2 separate regions of the Homo sapiens genome follow, and region 2 is linked to region 1. Evidence: read pairs that join two places in POLR2A ChIA-PET (ENCODE). Cell type or tissue: OCI-LY7. All regions are shown on one strand. Links, peaks and the distances in the headings refer to the core of each region. The heading gives the core; the rest is flanking DNA.

The links. Peaks named below come from ENCODE experiments on the same cell type or tissue, not always from the same donor. Only the 100,000 strongest peaks of a DNase experiment are listed, where the experiment ranks them.
Region 2: POLR2A ChIA-PET joins it to region 1 with 7 read pairs; 6 of 35 experiments call an interaction of 5 or more read pairs at or near these places.

What each region holds. Positions count from the first base shown.
Region 1 is chr5:172,923,883-172,926,683 of GRCh38, reverse strand. It overlaps ERGIC1 (endoplasmic reticulum-golgi intermediate compartment 1), which reads right to left. Exons shown (of 10, transcript NM_001031711.3): 6 at 2,575-2,679; 7 at 115-175. Among named protein-coding and RNA genes, the nearest start is that of MIR10523, 10 kb to the right of the region's middle. In OCI-LY7, for the core only: no CTCF peak of the experiment used is centred there; no DNase peak of the experiment used is centred there.
Region 2 is chr5:172,848,978-172,851,778 of GRCh38, reverse strand. All of the region lies in intron 1 of ERGIC1 (endoplasmic reticulum-golgi intermediate compartment 1), which reads right to left. Among named protein-coding and RNA genes, the nearest start is that of ERGIC1, 16 kb to the right of the region's middle. RefSeq lists a silencer at 1,475-1,544 and an enhancer at 1,043-2,242. In OCI-LY7, for the core only: no CTCF peak of the experiment used is centred there; a DNase peak (open chromatin) is centred at 1,618; H3K4me3 peaks cover 453 bases; H3K27ac peaks cover 768 bases.

The DNA of each region.
Region 1 (2,801 bases), core at 236-2,735:
TCCCTGCCTTGGAGTGGGTGCTGGACAGGCACCCCCACCTCTCTGCCCTCCCCCTCCCTGCCTGCTGTACTGGGCATCTTGGAGCAGAAGGCTGTTCCCAGCAGGGATACATACGGTTGGAGGTGAGTCTGTCTGCTCCCCCGAGAGCATTGAAAGCTCCGTGGATGTTCTGGACCTGTGGAAAAATGCAGTGAGGGGATGGTCCCCAGGACACCTCCACCTCCAGGCCTGGCCCTGGTTGTGGGGGATGGCCAGGTACCACCTGGTCTAGGAACCCTACCAATGTGTAAAAGGGGGCTCCAGCGGATTTGTGGGGAGCAAGAGGCAGCAGGGGCCTGGCACATAGTAGGCACAAGCTTGTTTCCCATCTCTAGCCCCTACTATGTGCTGCTCCATCCTGGCCCCTTCATATAATTTCATTTCATGCCCCTAATGATGTATTATTGGGCCCATTTTACAGAAGAGCAAATCAAGGCTTGGAAAGACACCAAAACTTGCCCGGCTGGTAAGTGGCTAAGCTAAACTCTGAAATCAGGTCTGTCTGACACTAAGCTGGACTCTTTCCATGAAGTCACACAGAAAATTCAAGTGAACATGGATTCTGGGTCCCAGAAAGTTTCTCCTGAGATCCCAGGGTCCTCTGAAAGGCCCATAGAGGAGTCCAGGCAGGGATGCCCCAGAGCTGTGGGCCCCCCATCATGTCTGCTGCAGAGAACGTATAGCAGATGTGAAGAAAACCCTCCTCCGGGCAGTGGGGTGGGCTGCTGTAGAGTAGGGCTGAAAACCACATCTCACCTTTTCTCTGAGGACAATGGGAAACCAGGTTGGCCTCAAGGAACATCTAAAGAAGGACAAGGCATACCTGGTAAATGGAGCATGCTACCATGGGCATGGTTAACAGGGGTTATCGAGCTAGACACCCTGGAGGCCTTCCTGGAGGAAATGACATTGACACCAAGATCTGGAGGAAAGTGGGAAGTTAAACTGGCAAGCAGCATGTACAAAGGCTTAAGTATGGAGACAGGCCCACGTGGCCCCCAGGAGGAAGGAGAGTGAGGTGTTTGAATAGAAGGAAGGAGGAGACATCGGAGAGGTACGTGGGGACATGATTCTGTGGCCACTCCAGGAGCAGTGGGCAGCAGCGGGGTGGCATAATCCCTGATCCTGGTCTCAGGCGGCTGATGTTTACTGAGCACTTAACACACCTGCATGTTCTCAACAAGCAATTCCTCAACAACTGGAAGGAACTGCAATTTCTCAACAAGGAAAAGGAAGTTTGTCTATTTGCTGTCTTGAGACTGACCGTGTGAAGGCTTCATTTCTAACCCATGAGAACGGTGGTTACAGAGACAAGAAGGCTAGAATGTTCTCTTCCATTGTCATGTGACATGGCTTTATCTCACATTTATTTGTACCATTTATTTTTATTTTTATTTTTTCTTTTTTTGGGAGGAGTCTTACTCTTTCTCCCAGGCTGGAGTGCAGTGGCATGATACCAGCTCACTGCAATCTCCACCTCCCAGGTTCAAGTGATTCTCCTGCCTCAGCCTCCTGAGTAGCTGGGATCACAGGTGCCTGCCACCACGCCCGGCTAATTTTTGTATTTTTAGTAGAGACAGAGTTTCACCATGTTGGCAAGGCTGGTCTCAAACTTCTGACCTCAAGCAGTTCGCCCGCTTCAGCCTCCCAAAGTGCTGGGATTACAGGAGTGAGCCACCGCACCTGGCCTGTACCATTATTTGATCAACATCTGTCTTCCCCCCTAGACTGGAAGCTCCAGGTGGGCAGGGACCATGTTTGTCCTCACCAAGGTATGCAAGGCCTGGACACGGTAGGTACTTTGTAAATATTTGTTGACTAGATGGATGGACAGAAAATGAATGGATGGATGGGCCCTAAGCTAAGTTCTGTACATTTTTTTAAAAAAATCAGATTTCCACCCCACTAATGACTAAACTTGGGACTGTAGTTTCTGTGTCCTTCTGTTTTGCCCCTGCACGTGGCAATGCGAGACCGCTGCTCCTCTCCCCTCCACCTGCCTCGGTCTGGGCCCTTCCCTCACCTCCCTGCCTATAGTCTTGCCTCCTGGGTCCATCTTCCTCATTGCAGATGGGTGCTCTGAGTCACCAACCAGACCTTCAGTCTCCACCTTCCTCAGTCTACCACGGGTCTCTCGCACCCCACACACCCCACCTGCCGGCTCCCATTTCAGGCAAGTGCTCTGGGCCCTCTCAGCTGCCAAGCGAGCCCTTGTGCCCTGGACCATCTCGGCACAGAACATGCCGTGTCACATACGCTTACTGATCCATTTTTCTGAAAGTAACCTTGAGGGTCTTTCACATGAAAACCACCAGCTGGGCGCTCTAGGAGAGGGGTGATGTTTGAGACGCCCCCTGCCTAGGACCCATTTCCCTGTTCTGTTCCTGGTGAAACCCTTCTTACCCTTCCAGGCTTGGCTTAGATGTCACCTTAACGGTAACTCTTCCTAGTGCCCAGAGAGGGCAGAGGGCACTGGGTGACAGAGCCCCTGAAGGCCCACCCCCGGCCATGCCATCTCGAGTGTCCCCTGCTCACCTGTAGCGTGTCCCCAAAGGAGAGCTTGTGGATGACATGCGTCATGTCTGGGTTCTGTGGCTGGGCTGTGGCACTGTGTGTGGACACGTGGAAGTTGCCGGGGACCTGGGGGAGAAATGTGAGTTTCAGGAGTTTGGTTGACTTCTCCAGGGGGCGGAACATTGGGGCCTCACCCTGTGTGATCCAGGGAGGACACTGGAATCAGGCAGATCTGGGTTTGGATCCTG
Region 2 (2,801 bases), core at 94-2,593, 75 kb after region 1:
ACTCTAAAAGCCACCTCCTCACTAGATGGAATTAAGTCAGTCACACTGGAAGACTGTCCTCATGTCTCAGAGGGGTCCTCGGGCACCTGAAGCCCCTGAGGTGACCATACCCCCCCACCTCCCTGTCTAGGCCTGCAACCTGATCCTGGCTCTCACATCTCCCGCTTTAAGGTCCCAGAGGTCTGCCCAGCAACAGCCCTGGGCTGCCATGTGGCCACTGAGGTCCATTTTTCCAGATGCATTGGAAATCCAATTTTTTTATTTTTTATTGAAACGGAGTCTTGCTCTGTCACCCAGGCTGGAGTGCAGTGGCGCAATCTCAGCTCACTGCAACCTCTGCCTCCGGGGTTGAAGCGAATCTCCTGTCTCAGCCTCCTGAGTAGCTGGGACTACTGGTGCATGCCACCATGCCCGGCTAATTTTTGTATTTTTAGTAGAAACGGGAGCTCACCATATTGGTCAGGCTGGTCTTGAACTCCTGACCTCAGGTGATCCGGCTGCCTCGGCCTCCCAAAGTGCTGGCTTTACAGATGTGAGCCACTGTGCCTGAATTTTTAATTTTTTTTTTTTTTTTTTTTGAGACAGAGTCTTGCTCTGTTGCCCAGGCTGGAGTGCAGTTGTGCAATCTCGGCTCACTGCAAGCTCCACCTCCCGGGTTCAAGGGATTCTCCTGCCTAAGCCTCCTGAGTAGCTGGGATTACATGCACATGCCATCATGCCCGGCTAATTTTTTGTATTTTTAGTAGAGATGGAGTTTCACCATGTTGGCCAGGCTGGTCTCGAACTCCTGGCCTCAAGTGATCCGCTCACCTCAGCCTCCCAAAGTGCTGGGATTACAAGTGTGAGCCACCGTGCCCGGCTGGAAATCCAAATTTTTATGTGAAATATTTTCATTCAAAAATGCTGACATAAAATTCAATTTTTTAAAAATGTGAGGGCCAAATAATCACATTTGTGGGCAAAACTCAACCTCTGATGCCACCAGTTTGCAACCTCCGCTTTAGAAGACCAAATGTGTCAGGAAATTTCATAAATGCAGGAAGAAAAGAGGGGTTCGACACTGAAATAAGACCTAGGGCTATATGAGGCTCTTGTTAACTCTACACAGCAGCTGCTTGGGGTCAGGGTTGTATCCCCATTTGTAGCAGAAAACAGACTCAGAGAGGTGAAGTGAGCTGCCCAAGGACACACAGCGAGTGGGTGGGAGCACTAGGATCAGCACCCAGGTCCACCAGACTCCAAAGCCCTAGGCCTCTCCGCACTACACGGTGCCCACCTCCCTCTACTCCCCCGAGCCCTCAGCCCAGCTGTCCCAGGTCTGCCTGGCAGCATGGAACAGTGCCTCTAGAACAGCCAAATCCCGGGTGGCTGACTTGTCATGCTCTGGTGAGTGTGGGGCAGGCGGAGGCCCAAGCAGGATGACGTGCCTGTGTGGCTCCACTGTGAGGGGCCTGGCCCAGGGTGGGGTGGGGTGGGGCAGGGAGGGGGCGGGTAGGCGAACCTTCTCATGCCCTCCTTTGACTCAGGGTTAACTCAGCTCTGACCAATCACCTGGCTTCAAGTGTGACCCAGTTTTGCAGCTTGGCCAACGGAAGCCAAATTGGGGAAAGTCAGGCAGGCCCGAAAGGTGGAACCAGCTCCTGCCACCTGGCTTGTTGGGTACATCAGGGCGACACTGAACCCATCCTGGGACCCTTCCAGCTTCCGTGTTTACTAATTCTAATCAGCACACGACGTTGACACACCCAACACTAGATCAGATCACGCCACCTCGGTTCTCTCACCTGTAAAATGAGGCAAATAAAAGCCCCAACTTGATGGGTAAGAACAGAAGAAGATGATATTTATAGTTTGTAGCACTGCTCCTGATACCCCAGAGATGCTGAGTGAATGTTTTTACTTCTACTATCACCACCTACCCACCCCTGTTCCCCTGCAAATGTCTAGCACTGACAGCTTCCTTCCTCCCTGCCTTCCAGAAACAAGTTGAGTGCAGACAGCGTGGGTGAGGTCTTGTGCTATGCACCAGGACAGAGAGGAGACCCACAGCTGCTGTCATTGGGGGTATGTGAGGACCTAACATTCACCAAGACACATATGACTCCTGCCATCAACTGGAAAACGTAAGGGATTCAAATTCAGAAGAGCTGCATTCCTGCAGGTGTGACCCCCAACTCTCAACCCCCCAAAGCCTCAGCTTCCTCATCTGCAGAGAAAACAATGATCCCTAGAGCACACACATCTTCAAGGGCTTTCTGAAGTCTTAGTCCCATCACTCGCTTTTGTGATGGTCATTACTAGGTTAACAAAGATTTGTGGTACCCAGTTCCAGAGTTACGCTGGGAACATAATGGGGGAACCCTTATTCAGGGTCTCCCCAGCTTGCCTGACCCTAAGAATCACTGAAGACACTGGTGAAAATGCAGATTCCCAGGCCACCTGAATCTGACTCTCCCGGATCCGCACAGGGCCCCAGGTGATTAGGGAAACTGGCCAGTTTGCTAGAGAGAGCACAGTTGCTCAACTCAAAAACAAGCAACTAAGATTTCCAGGGTTAGGTGATCTAACTGAAAGCATTACTTTCTGGGGGTCGGAAAGTAGAGCTAGGGCTTGGGTTTGTTACTTTGCCAGAGGTATGACCCTGAGCCAGGTCTTCAACTTCTCTCGGTCTCCATTTCCTCAAAATGGGAATAATTACAATGAATCCTAATGCCCAGGCAGGAGTGAAGGTGGAATGTCAGGTGTCTTCTCCCGGCTGCCTTACTCCTGTTCTGGGGACTAACATGGCTTCAAGCAAGGGG